Linked DNA regions of Homo sapiens: region 1 is linked to region 2. A link is a contact called in ENCODE POLR2A ChIA-PET data. All regions are on one chromosome and are shown on one strand. Each heading gives the region's core, a stretch centred on a gene start or an enhancer-like site at or near the end of the contact. The rest is flanking DNA. Distances are from core to core; before and after follow the strand shown. Region 1 overlaps CSNK2A1 (casein kinase 2 alpha 1). Region 2 holds the start of ZCCHC3 (zinc finger CCHC-type containing 3).

Evidence for each region. ChIA-PET counts read pairs that join two places held with the same protein, here RNA polymerase II (POLR2A).
Region 1: POLR2A ChIA-PET joins it to region 2 with 10 read pairs in activated T-cell. The contact joins two enhancer-like sites. POLR2A ChIA-PET finds 5 or more read pairs at or near these places in 4 of 52 experiments (H1 and activated T-cell).

Annotation. Positions count from the first base shown.
Region 1 is chr20:527,108-533,713 of GRCh38, forward strand. CSNK2A1 (casein kinase 2 alpha 1) reads right to left here. Exons shown (of 14, transcript NM_177559.3): 2 at 826-942. Among named protein-coding and RNA genes, the nearest start is that of CSNK2A1, 13 kb to the right of the region's middle. Within about 2 kb of position 2,269, at least 3 of the 41 ENCODE cell types and tissues checked have a DNase peak (open chromatin) inside an H3K27ac peak, as active enhancers do.
Region 2 is chr20:297,436-305,085 of GRCh38, forward strand. ZCCHC3 (zinc finger CCHC-type containing 3) reads left to right here and starts at 135. Exons shown (of 1, transcript NM_033089.7): 1 at 135-2,886. The coding sequence starts at 152. The coding sequence ends at 1,363. RefSeq lists silencers at 239-328, 509-578, 3,770-4,064. Within about 2 kb of position 3,781, at least 14 of the 41 ENCODE cell types and tissues checked have a DNase peak (open chromatin) inside an H3K27ac peak, as active enhancers do.

The sequences.
Region 1 (6,606 bases), core at 1,019-3,518, 230 kb after region 2:
GTAAATGTCCAGTATCAAGAATGGAAATGATACATCACTACAGATCCTACAGATGGTAAAAAGATAAGACAATATCACGAACAACTTTGTGCCCACAAACTTGAAATTCCCAGAAGAAAAATAATTTATCAAAACTGATACAAGATCCCAGTCTGATTCTCAGGGAGAAAAAACAAAAACTGACACAAAAAATGAAAACCATAAATAGTCCCATAACCAATAAATTCAATCAGTATTGTTTCAACCTGTTCTATTCTAATGTCTTTGAACTGCACAGATTAACATTTTCAAAACATTTGTTTAAACTGACTGAACTTGCTTCCCACTCCTCTCCAGGTCTCTGTGCTTTTATACATTGATTATGCCTTCCAATAGTGCTTGCTAGGGGAAATCCTACTCACCCTTCAAGAATCAGCAAACTTTACATCCACTATGAAGCACACTATGAAGCATTCCCATCTTTCTCCAAAACAGGCCAAGTACCTCTTCTACAGGGCCAAAGCAACCCCATATACTCTCTGACATTGTCACACTGAATGTGTTTTGTTTACATACACCTCTCTCCTCAGATTATGAATTCAAGTACTTGGACTTTGATTTATTTCTCTTGGTGGATGCCCCGTGTTTCACCACACTGCCCAGGCTGGTCTCAAACTCCTGACCTCAGGTGATCCAACTGTTTCAGCCTCCCAAAGTGCTAGGGTTACAGGCATGAGCCACTGTGCCCGGCCTGTGGTTTTTAAAATGCTCCTCAGTCTTACCTATAAATGTTATTGCATCCATCCTTTTTAAACCAGGGGAAAAAGGTTTCCTACTATCACTTACCAAAGAGATGTGAAACTAGTCAGTATGGGTGAATGATGTTTCTTGGAGATTTTATGAGGTTCCACGCTGCATGATTTACCATGTGATGAGCACACTGCTTGACAAGCCTTGATAGAGCTACAAAAACAGTTCAGTACTCCGTTACTGAAAGGATCTTGGATTTAAAAGACATCATAAGGTTGCAGAAAGAATAAGTACACTAGAACCACTACAACCTACATCTGATGTTGGATATGTTATTTAACCTACCTGATTAAAGTGAGAAAACTGCAGAATATAAGGATTATCACCCTTCCCCCACTCCCTTCTTTACTGCCATGGTGGCAGGTTACATAGCAGACAACCATCATCTCCGCAGGTGATCAATAACCAACAGCTAATAAGGTAGGTTGTCCTAAAACTGACAAAAATAGAATAGGCTGGAAGTAAGGGCAGTAAAAACTGGTTGCCTTTCAATTCTGAAGATATTATGTGAATGCCTATGTCAGTCACTGATTCTTGGGATTTATCATTTTTGTGTGTGTAACAGGGTCTTGCTCTGTCACCCAGGGTGGGTGACTGCAGCCTTGACCTCCCAGGCTCAAGCAATCCTCCTCCTTCAGCTTCCTTAGTAGCTGGGACCATAGGCATACACTACTGTCCCCTGCTAATTAAATTTTTTCTTTTTTTTCTTTCTTTCTTTTGTTTTTTTTTCTGAGATGTCTTTTGTTTTTGTTCTGAGGTCTTGTTATGTTACCCAGGCTGGTCTGGAAGTCCTAAGCTCAAGCAATCCTCCTACCTTGGCCTCCCAACGTGCTGGGATTATAGGCATGAGCCACCATGCCCAGCCAGATTTATCACTGTTAAACCAGCAAGTCCATGACCTAAGTAATGTCTTTCTCATTTTACAGAAGGCAAAACTGCATAACCTTCCCAATGTCAGAGGTAGTGATTGGAAAACATTCGTCTAGATTCACAGCCTATTCTTCTGTTCTACAGCAAGGGACTGTAAACTGGTGACCACAAACACAGCCAACCCCCATACCCATGGTTTCAGTTACCCGCAGTCAACTGCAGTCTGAAAATATTAAATGGAAAATTCCAGAAATAAATAAGTCATAAGTTTTATTTTCCATGTTTGTTTTTAGAGACGAGGATTCACTCAGTCACCCAGGCTGGAGTGCAGTGGTGCAACCGTAGCTCACTGTAGCAGCCTCTACCTCCCATCTCAGCCTCCCTTGTAGCTGGGACCACGGGCATGCACCACCACTCCTGGCTATTTTTTTTTTTTTTTTGTAAAGAAGGTTTCTCACTATGTTGCCCGGGCTAGTCTTGAACTCCTGGGCTCAAGCAATCCTCCCGCCTTACCCTCCCAAAGTGCTGGGATTACAGGCATGAGCCATTGCACCCAGCCATGTTTTAAATTGTACATGGTTCTGAGTAATGTGATGAAATCTTGCACCATCTAGTACCATCCAGCCCTGGATGTGAATCATCCCTTTGTCCAGCTGTATATGCCACCTGCTCATTAGTCACTTGGTAGCCTTCTTGGTTACTTGAATGTTGCAGTATTGCAGTGCTTGTCTTCAAGTTACCCTTATTTTACTTAAGAAATGCCCCAAAGTGCAAGAGTAGCGATGCTGAGAATCTGGAAATGCCAATGTGAAGCTGTAAAGTGCTTCCTTTAAGTAAAAAGGTAAAAGTTCTTGACTTAATATGGAAAAAAAAATCATATGTGGAAATTGCTAAGATCTATGGTAAGAACAAATCTTCTATCAGTGATAATGTGAAGAGGGAAAAATAAATTCACATTTGTTTTGCTGTTGTACCTCAAACTGCAAAAGTTATGACCGCAGTATGTGATAAATGCTTAGTTAAAATGGAAAAGGCATTAAATTTGTGGGTAGAAGACATCAACAGAAAACTGTGTTCCAACTGATGATAATCAGGTTTGGTATTATCTGTGGTTTCAGGCATCCACTGGGGATCTTGGAATATATTTCCCACAGATGGCTGGGAACAGGACTACTCTGTGTGTATATCTCCTATTTGGCTCACATATTACTTTTAAAAATTGAGATAAAATCCATGTAACATAAAACTCATCATTTTAGGGTACAATCAGTACCCTAAAATGGTGTGTTTTCGTATATTCACAATGCTGTGGAACCATCACCACTATCTGATTCCAGAACACTTCATCGCCCCAAAAAGAAACCCAGTACCTCAGAGGATTAACTCCCAATAGCCTCTTCCTACAATCCTCTGGCAACCAATAATCTGCTTTCTGTCTTCATGTATTTGCCTATTATGGACATTTCACATAAATGGAATCATGCAATATGTGGCCTCTTCCACTTAGCAAAATGTCTACAAGTTTATCCACGTTGTTGCAAGTATCAGTAATTCATTTCCTTTTACAGCTGAATTCACTGTATAAATACATCACATTCTGGTTGTCCATTCACTGACAGATATTTGGACTGTCTCCACTTTTTGGCTACTATGAAATAATGTCGCTAGGTGCATATGTGTACAAGTTTTTCACTTTTTTTCCTTTTTTTTTTTTTTTTTAGAGTCAGGACCTTGCTCTGTCACCCAGGCTGGAGTGCAATGGCATGATCATAGTTCACTTCACTGCAGCCTCACACTCCTGAGCTCAAGTGATCCTCCTACCTCAGTCTTCCAAGTAGCTGGGACTATGGGTGTGCGCCACCACGCCCAGTTAATTTTCTGCATTTTTAGTAGAGACAGGGTTTCGCCATGTTGCCCAGGCTGGTCTCGAACTCCTGGATTCAAGCGATCATCCCATCTTAGCCTTCCAAAGTGTTGGGACTACAGTATGAGCCACAGTGCCCAGCCTTCACACTGTTTTTAAAAAGTAAATCAGGGGCCAGGCATAGTGGCTCACACCTGTAACCCCACCAGTTTGGGAGGCTGAGGCAGGCGGATTACCTGAGGTCAGGAGTTCATGACAGCCTTGGCCAACATGATGAAACCCCATTTGTACTAAAAATACAAAATTAGCCAGGTGTGGTGGTGGGCACCTGTAATCTCAGCTACTTGGGAGCCTGAGACAGGAGAATCACTTGAACCTGGGAGGCAGAGGTTACAGTGAGCTGAGATCGCGCCATTGCACTCCAGCCTGGGTGAAAAGAGTGAAATTCCGTCTCAAAAAACAAAAGAAAAGGTATTAAGGTGAATTATGTATTAAAATTTTTCACAATTAATATTTTTCAAAGTGACAGTTACCAAAATTAAAAAAAAATTTAACTTTCTATTTCTTAAAAGAAATAAAGCAGGAGGGAGGGCAGGTAGGTCTGTCTGTCTGGTAACAATGACTCTTCATTCCTGCACTGACAAAAACCTGCTGGATATGCTAAGCTGTGACTGTCCAACAACTGGCTCTTTTAACAGACACCCAATGGAGATACCACACGTAAACCTGGACAACTCTTCATTTACCTTATTGACTCGACTCCTGAAGGCATTTGAGCAATCAATCCCTGGTTTATACTAAATATATAAATTTACAAATAATAAGATGGGGGAACTCTTATTTAGACTACACAAATTTTGGAACTGAAAATGCAGCTCAACAATGAGATCAGTGGCCATGAACTCTCTGGTAAATGTATATAAAGCAGCATGTACATGTACATTTTTTTTTGAAGAAAAAAATTATTACAGGCTCAGGAAATCTGTAAACTCCAGCAAAATTAATAATTCCTGAGTTAGACAAACAGAAACTCATCTAAGAAGGCTAACTTGGTGATTTACATAAATATTAAAAAATTAAACTGCTCAAACTAAGTATATGCCATTCTTTCCTGAAGGAAGACAAGAAGACAATGTATCCTAGGCTTCAGAGTATGAGACCCAAGCTTGATGAATGATTAACAAAATGTCAGCCTCAGAAAAGATACAGTAGCATTCAGAGTTAGTCAGGTAGAGATAACAGTTTTACAAAAGGGAACTTTACTTCTGCCTCACATTACTGCTTAGAAAATAAGAACTTGAATTTCTTCACTACTGTCCAACCTTAAATTGTTCACAGTCTTGTATTTTAAAGCATATCCTTTGAATCATGTGTCCAAAGAGAATTACTTGTGGGTCAGAGAGGTACCTTAAAATGGCTTTAAAAACTTAAAACCAAGATTATTTTCAGATTGTTTACCCCCTTGAATCTTAAAACTGTTCAGATATCCAATTACTGAGCTTTCTAAATTAGTGCTCCCAGTTTTTCTAAACTTTTAACTTTTTTTTTTTTTGAGATGGAGTCTCGCTCTGTCGCCAGGCCTGGAGTGCAGTGGCACGCTCTCGGCTTACTGCAACCTCCGCCTCCTGGGTTCAAGCGATTCCCCCGCCTCAGCCTCCTGAGTATCTGGACTACAGGCAAGCGCCACCATGCCCGGCTAATTTTTTTTTTTTTTTTTTTTTGTATTTTAGTAGAGACAGGGTTTCACCATGTTGGCCAGGATGGTCTTGAACTCCTGATCTTGTGATCTGCCCGCCTCGGCCTCCCAAAGTGCTGGGATTACAGGTGTGAGCCACTGCTCCCAGTCTTTTTTACAGTCAAGACAGAAAATAATATTTGTATGGCACAATGGGGTAAATGATCAAGACTGCTCTGGATCTGAGGTCATTAGTTTGGATGCTGTATCCAAACTATATTCTGCATGAATGGCCAGAGGTGTGAGGGGACCAGTATCTCAACACATCTGTAACGCACCCTAACACAATACACTGGTTGAGAAATTCTAGTTTAAATAACTTGTGGAGATCACGACCTGAATAGTCAAAATCCATGCAGCAGGTTGAGAAAACTATTTCACAATTCCTCTTATTTCAAGAGATACGCAATCACCTTTTGCAGCTTTCAAGTATAGACCAGATGTACTAACAGGCAACCATTTCGTCTGGAAGATCATCTATTTGGAGGTCACTGACACAAAAAAACAAAAACAACAAAGACAAAACAAGCCTCCTTACCCTAGCTCAGAAGGATAAGCCAAAAGAAAACAGGTTAACGGTAAAAATGTATGATTAAATGAAGTTATTGTTTTTTTTCCTCCACTTCATATTGATTCTCTTTTCCCATGTCAATTTAAGGTGGTAACCATGGCCAACAACATTCTCTCTCACCTATCATACTAATGCCATATAAGTAGTAGTGTTTTTGTTTTTTCAAGTGGGGAAATATATACAGCTCAAAAAAACAAAAAAATATCTAGCAACTAACTCCTTGGCAGTTCCCTTGACTCTCTGACCTTTAAGTCCCAAGGTTCTAAGTATACAATGAATAAGAAAACTACCTGTTCAAACCCAACAGAATATGTTTTTTTCTGGTTTGATTAAGGCTTCGAATTTGGAACATAAATACTCTCAGTAATACTTAGTAATTCATGAAGTTACTGCTTGTGTAAACTTGCAGAATATTTAACTTTAGGAGATTATAAATCCTAACATGCCCCTAGGGGCCTTCTGCTTTTATTCCTACATACAAAACATACAACATGTTTGTTTTTAAAAACAATGCACATAGGCCAGGTGTGGTGGCACACACCTGTAGTCCCAGCTACTTGGGAGGCTGAGGCAGAAGCATCACTTGAACCCAGGAGGCAGAGGTTGCAATGAGCCGAGATCATGTCACTGCACTCCAGCCTGGGTGACAGAGCGAGACGCTGTCTCAAAATAAATACATACATACATACAAAAAAATTAAACCAATACACGGAAGTATTACTTCCATAAAACAAACCAGGAAGTACAGTAAAACAGAAAACATTAGCATTTGGGCCT
Region 2 (7,650 bases), core at 2,531-5,030:
ATGTGATACCTTTGAGGGCGCGGCGGGGGAGGGTAGCGTCAAATTTCAAAAAAAAAAAAAAACCAAACCCACACAGCCCCGGCGGGCGGGCGCGCGCGATGGGCGCCCTTTGGCTGCGGGAGCGAGTGGAGGATGCTGGGAAGGAGGTAAAATGGCCACCGGCGGCGGCGCGGAGGAAGAGAGGAAACGGGGGCGGCCGCAGCTTCTGCCCCCCGCGCGGCCCGCGGCCCGGGGCGAGGAGGCCGACGGCGGCCGCGAGAAGATGGGCTGGGCCCAGGTGGTGAAGAATCTAGCCGAGAAGAAGGGCGAATTCCGCGAGCCGCGGCCGCCGCGGCGGGAGGAGGAAAGCGGCGGCGGTGGAGGGAGCGCCGGGCTCGGCGGCCCCGCGGGCCTGGCGGCGCCGGACCTCGGCGACTTCCCACCGGCTGGCCGCGGGGATCCGAAGGGCCGTCGGAGAGATCCGGCCGGCGAGGCGGTGGACCCCCGCAAAAAGAAGGGCGCTGCGGAGGCGGGCAGGAGGAAGAAGGCCGAGGCGGCGGCGGCCGCCATGGCGACCCCGGCCAGGCCCGGCGAGGCCGAGGACGCGGCCGAGCGGCCCCTCCAGGATGAGCCGGCGGCGGCGGCAGGCCCGGGCAAGGGTCGCTTCCTCGTCCGCATCTGTTTCCAGGGAGACGAGGGCGCCTGCCCGACCCGGGACTTCGTGGTAGGAGCGCTTATCCTGCGCTCCATCGGCATGGACCCGAGCGACATCTACGCGGTCATCCAGATCCCGGGCAGCCGCGAATTCGACGTGAGCTTCCGCTCAGCGGAGAAGCTGGCCCTGTTCCTACGCGTCTACGAGGAGAAGCGGGAGCAGGAGGACTGCTGGGAGAACTTTGTGGTGCTGGGGCGGAGCAAGTCCAGCTTGAAGACGCTCTTCATCCTCTTCCGGAACGAGACGGTGGACGTGGAGGACATTGTGACTTGGCTCAAGCGCCACTGCGACGTGCTGGCCGTGCCGGTGAAAGTGACCGACAGGTTTGGGATCTGGACCGGGGAGTACAAATGCGAGATCGAGCTGCGCCAGGGGGAGGGCGGGGTCAGGCACTTGCCAGGGGCCTTCTTCCTGGGGGCCGAGAGGGGCTACAGCTGGTACAAGGGGCAGCCCAAGACATGCTTTAAATGTGGTTCCCGGACCCACATGAGCGGCAGCTGCACGCAGGACAGGTGCTTCAGGTGCGGGGAGGAGGGGCACCTGAGCCCTTACTGCCGGAAGGGCATCGTGTGCAACCTCTGTGGCAAGCGAGGACACGCCTTTGCCCAGTGTCCCAAAGCAGTGCACAATTCCGTGGCAGCTCAGCTAACCGGCGTGGCCGGGCACTAAACACCCGCCTGCCTGCCAGGGTGAACACACAGCCAGCTTATCCCTCTTAAGTGCCAAAACTTTTTTTTAAACCATTTTTTATCGTTTTTGAAGGAGATCTTTTTAAAACCTACAAGAGACATCTCTCTATGCCTTCTTAAACCGAGTTTACTCCATTTCAGCCTGTTCTGAATTGGTGACTCTGTCACCAATAACGACTGCGGAGAACTGTAGCGTGCAGATGTGTTGCCCCTCCCTTTTAAAATTTTATTTTCGTTTTTCTATTGGGTATTTGTTTTGTTTCTTGTACTTTTTCTCTCTCTCCTTGCCCCCCTCCCGCCCTCCCCGCCCCATACCTTTTCTTCCCCTGGATTTTCACCCTTTGGGCTGCCTTGCTCATCTTTATGCCCCAGCACTAGGTACGGGGCCCAACACGTGGTAGGCACTCCATCAGTGTTTGCTGAATTGAAAACATTGTTGACTGTGGCTTCTATCAGAGTGTCTACCTTTTGCAGCTCTTCCCCTCCCTCATTTAATTTGCTGCTTTTAATCTACGTGGTCTGAGAATTTGTGAAACCAGTGTTGTTAGAAGTGTATATAATCTGAATCAATAAGCTCTGAATGGTGGCCAAGGGCCTCTCTTATGGCACAAAGATGCATGGACTTCATGACAGCTCTTTTGGTGGCTCAGAAGCCATTTTTTATAGAATCATGGAATCTAGAATATTCCTGCTGGAAAGAACCTGAGAGTTGGTTTGGACCAATTCCCTGGTTTTCCAGCAGATGAAACAGGCCCAAAGAGGTTAAATGACTGGGTGAAAATCACATAGCTGTCTGGTGCCAGAGCCAGCCTATAGTAGAGTCCCCTGACCCCAAGCCCGGTGCTCATTCCACTACCTCTCACACTTCACAACAATTTCCTCAACACTTGAGGGCCCAGAAAGTCTGATCTCTCCAGAATGATCAGCCCAGAGGAATGCTGAGAAATCACCTGGAGGAGGGAGCAGAAAGAGAAGGTTTTTAAGGAGGGGCTTCTGAATACTTGGGAGATACGGAACGGACCAAGGACCACACTCCAGGGTGCATTCGTTGCTCCCTGGGGCACCACTTCTGGATTACAGTGTGCCAGGTCCTTTGGAGGCCCTACCCCTTCCCCATTCATTGCCACCAGTGAGAAATGGGGGTGCCCCTGTGTAAAGAAACCTACCAAAGGTTTACATTTGCACCTTAGCCTCAATAGCTACGAACCCTAGAGAAGCAGCTAGCTGGAGCTCATGTGCAACTCCTGATTCTCAGGAGAAAGATGGATTTTAACCCAAAATTATGAGTGAGCTGTTAACTCTAAAATGTACTTGGGAGATAGGCCAAGCGAGAGGTCATGGGCCAACTAAGTGTTATCCAGTAGAAAAGACAGTACACTGCTTTTCTTTTAGTGTTTGCTTTTCCTTTGCTATATGTTTTGCTATTTCCTTGTGGCTTAGAATGTAAAATTGATTGTTAAAAGTTTTGTTCTGAATAAATATTTATCTTTTGTATTGCTAAAACTGGTGCACTATTTCCTTTCAAAGTGTTAGATGCACAGTTACCCAGCTCCAGACCGTATTTCAATCCCACTTCCCCTACACTCCATTTGTTTACCTTGCTAAATACATTTCCCACCCCTGCAGGCAACACTTAGCACCTACTACGTTGTGCCGGTCCCTTTGCATCACAATCAGCACACTGTTAAAACGGGTTTTAAGTCCTAACACAGTTCCAATAAATCAGAATCACTGTTAGAGGAAGTGAAACATTTTAGTTAATCATCCTCAAGCAATTCTGATGGGCAGCCAGGTTTGAGACCAGAGTATAAGATGTGTGAGCTGAACCCTGCCCTCAGGGAGATTACAGACCTGTGGGAAAGAGAGGTGGTTTGCCAGCTTCCTCGTCTTTCTGTTACTGTAAGCGCGCGCTGTGGATGGGATGCAAAATATTCTTGGGTTCTGGGAAAATGCCATTTCTTCCAGCTGTTGAAAAAGCGGGATCCAGGGAGCTGACTTCTCCAAGTTAGCCCCCACTGGAGACTGGGCCTGCAGGCAGAATAGGGTCAAGGTCCCTGGACTTCAGGTCCAATACCCTGCAGACCCCAGATACAACTCTCTGAAGGATTTTCCAGCTGGTGATGCTAGGATGATCTGATCCTGAGAGTTAAACGTTCCCAGTATATTGACTCTGACTCAGTGATTTGAGGATATTTCCAGAGCTGATCTGGAGTTGGGACCTGGTAGGCTCTTGGGAATCCTGTCTTTCAGAGCCAGTTCAACCCCTCTCCTTGTCTCCCAAAGCAAGCAGACTCTCCCCTCCCTCCCATCCCTCTTTCCCGTCTTTGCCAGCGGTTTCCCTCCCTCTCACAGAGCTGGAGGCCAGGGGCCAGGAGAAAGCCTGCATTCACCATACTCTCCACTCCGTTCCTCAAAGCAGGCACTGTGCCAGGGAGCCTCCTTGAAGGAACCTTCCCTCTCCTGGCCCCATCCCCCCACTCTCCAGGAGGGAGGAGAGGAAGAAACTGTTTCCCTGCCCATCCCCCACAGGATCTGCTTCAAGGCCTCCTGCCTGGTGGCCCAGGGACAGCCAGGGGCTGGAGCTGAACAAACCTCCCCCAGCTTCCTTTCCTGATCAAGCAGCCCTCAAATTACAATTCTTCACTGTTTTTGGGCTCCTGGAAAGTGTGCAGAGATGCCCGGACTGAGGCTGGTTGACTAGGGGACATTGATTCATTCCACTTCAACAAATACGGAGGGCATTAGAGCTGGGCCCCATGCAAGGCCCTCTGCATAGGCTGCCTTGAACAAGACAGTGCACTTGCAATGGAAGGTACAGATAAGTAACAGTAGGCAATGTTTACAATCATATATTTAACAATTTTTTTTTGAGACAGAGTCTCACTCTGTTGCCCAGGCTGGAGTGCAGTGGCATGATCTTGGCTCACTGCAACCTCCACCTCCCGGATTCAAGCGATTCATGTGCCTGAGCCTTCCAAGTAGCTGGGATTACAGGCACGTGCCACCACGCCCGGCTAATTTTTGTATTTTTAGTGGAGATGGGGTTTCAGCATGTTGGCCAGGCTGGTCTCGAACTCCTGACCTCAGGTGATCCACCTGCCTCAGCCTCTGAAAGTGCTGGGATTACAGGCGTGAGACACCGCACCCAGCCAACATTTGTCCTGTATAGAATTGTCTGAAGTAAAGGTTTCCCTAGAAGAGAAAACGTCCTGACTGAAACCTGCAAGATGAGTAAGAACCAGGCTAAGAGTGAAGAGACAGCCAAGCAGCAGAAATAGCAGATGTAGAGGCCTGGAGGCCAGAGAGCACACAGCGTGTTCGGACTGGCCAAGAGTCAGGGGAAGATGTGGCTGGGAGAAAACGCCGAGAAGAGGTGTCACAGGGCTTACCAGCCATATTTAAAAACGTGGATTTTGTCCTCAGAGCCTCCAATCAGGCCTCCTCCATTCCATTCATTCTTTCAACACATGCCTGTTAAGCGCCAACTCTATAGGGGCCTTTTCTAAGCGATGGAACACAGCATGGAGCAGGATAATCAAGTCCCTGAAGCTCAGATTCTAGAGTCACACAAGTACATAATTACAGACGATGATGCACTAAAAGAAACATACAGGGTGAGATCCCTGTTTAACAAGCAAAGCTGATCCAGTCTTAAGGATCAGAGAAAATGTTTGAACTGAGATGGAAAAGACATAAAAGGAGTTAATCGAGAGATGGGGCTGGGGATTAAGGGATGGCAAGGGTATTAACCTAGGCAAGAGGGATAGCAAGTAAAACAACCCTATAGTGGGAGGAGGCATGACCACTTCTAGAGACTAAATGAATCAGTCTAAGTTTAGAAACAGAAACCACTCTTGCTGTTGAAGAAAATGCTGGTCCCTGGGCTGGGTATTAGGAATGACTCCTAGAACACCATAGAACTGCCAGGGGAGTTACTACCTCTCACAGTCAGAAAGACAGAAGCCAGGAGGCCACCACTGGAAAGGCTGAGCATGAGGACACAATGGTGAAGCTGCCACCCAAAGACAGGATCCTGGGATCAGAAAGTCACTGCCAATGCCACTGGCAGGACAGTGAAATGCCAAGTCCTTTCCCTGCCTCTACAAAGCCAGGGACTGTGCACTACTGTCTCCGCAACCATTTACAGGTAAAAACAGCCCAAACTGTCTGGCTTACTTATGCCTCCCTTCCATCTTTTATGCAAATACATCTAAGTGCTAGAGCCCTAGCTGCAAGGGAGTTGGGAGATGTTTTAGCTTTCCAGCATCCGCAACATAGGAAGGCACATAGAATGGGGATGGGTGCTGTCTGTCAAAAGACAATATCCAGCACAAAAAATGTGACTGCAGTGCAGAGAAGAGGAGCTCGTGGGAGCATCTGGTAGGCCATGTTAAGAATGTGGGTCTAAGAACGATGTGCCATTGAAGGACTTGCAAGCAAGAGAGTAACATGATTAGATTGGTTATGTTTTACAAGCATCATTCAGGATAGTTGGTGGAGACTGGGTCAGAGGAGAGCCCAAGGGGAAATACAGTATAGTTCACCCAGGTCTCTCGAGAGATGAGGACATCTTAGGCATGGAAGGCGGAGATGTACAGAGAGAAACAGCCGAGTAAAGAAATCTTTCAGAGTTTAAGTCAACAAGATTTGGAGCTATATTTGACATGGGCTGGGAGAAAGTTAAGTACCAAGGATGTTGCCCAGGTTTCTAGCTTCTGCAGTTGGATGGATGGTGGGGCTTTTCCCTGAGATGCGAAACAGAAGAGAAAATCCAAGTTTAGGGTGAAGGGCTTGAATTTGATTTTGGATATATTGAGTTTAAGGTCTCCGTAGAGGATATCTAAGAGGAGATGTGGAGTAGGCGGTTGGATACACACAGATCTTACATTCCTAGGAGAATTCTGGCCCTGAGAAATAAACACAGGAGTTGTACAGCTGTGGCTTTCAAACTGTTTTACCACATCCCACAGTAAGATATATATTTTACATTGCAGCCATCATACATATGCATGTGTGTATTTATATCTAAATCTGAAATAAGCTTCCTCAAACAATATTTGCCCTGTGCATGATGCACCTTGACACTTTCTATTCCATTGCTTCATCCTTTTGTCAATGCTTATATGACGTGTTAAACTGATTTCACACTCTCCTAATGGTCAAGAGAGAAAGCAGAAGGAAAGATTATACCAACTAAGATTGTGCCTCAAGCAACTTTGACACAGTTTTCCCTGATGGAAAAGGAGATGGTGAAAAACTAATAAGGGACAGCCAGAAAGGGAGAAGGAAAACCAGAACGTGCAGAAACACATAAACCAAGGGAGGACATTTCAGGTGGTAGGGGTTAACAATTGTGTCAAGGGCTGCAAGAAATCAAGTAAAATCAGCTCTAAGAAATGTCAATTGAGGCCGGGCGCGGTGGCTCATGCCTGAAATCCCAGCACTTTGGGAGGCCGAGGCGGGCGGATCATGAGGTCAGGAGATTGAGACCATCCTGGCTAACACAGTGAAACCCCGTCTCTACTAAAAATACAAAAAATTAGTTGGGCGTGGTGGCGGGCGCCTGTAATCCCAGCTACTCGGGAGGCTGAGGCAGGAGAATGGCGTGAACCCAGGAGGCGGAGCTTGCAGTGAGCTGAGATTGAGCCACTGCACTCCAGCCTGGGCGACAGAGCGAGACGCCGTCAAAAAAAAAAAAAAAATGTCAATTGAGATCAGAACTGAAGAGTGCCCTAGGATTGAGTAGTGTGGAGGTTATCAATAAGGGCCTTTTAGAGGAAAGTGATGGGGGCAGATTAAGGAGCAAATGATCTTTCTAAGATGTCAATCTGGCACGCTGACCATTTTATTCCCATGTCACGTCCTCTGGGACTCCCTTGTGCACTTGGAACCCAGCCTGGTACCCGATCCCTTTCACAAGAGGCTCCTGGACTCCTTTCCAACCTTACTCTCAGCCAGATTGCCCATTACATCCCTTTATGTCAACTCCAGTTACGGCTGACAAACAGCAACCAGAAAGAATTTTGGAGTATGGAGTGGTACAAGACCAAGCTAAGGGGCCAGGTGCAATGGTTCATGCCTGTAATCCTAGCACTTTGGGAGGCCTAGGCAAGTGGATCGCTTGAGGTCAGGAGTTCGAGACCAGCCTGGCCAACATGGTGAAATCCTGTCTCTACTAAAAATACAAAAAAAAATAGCCATGTATGGTGGCATGCACCTGTAGTCCCAGCTACTCAGGAGGCTGAGGCAGGAGAACTGCTTGAACCT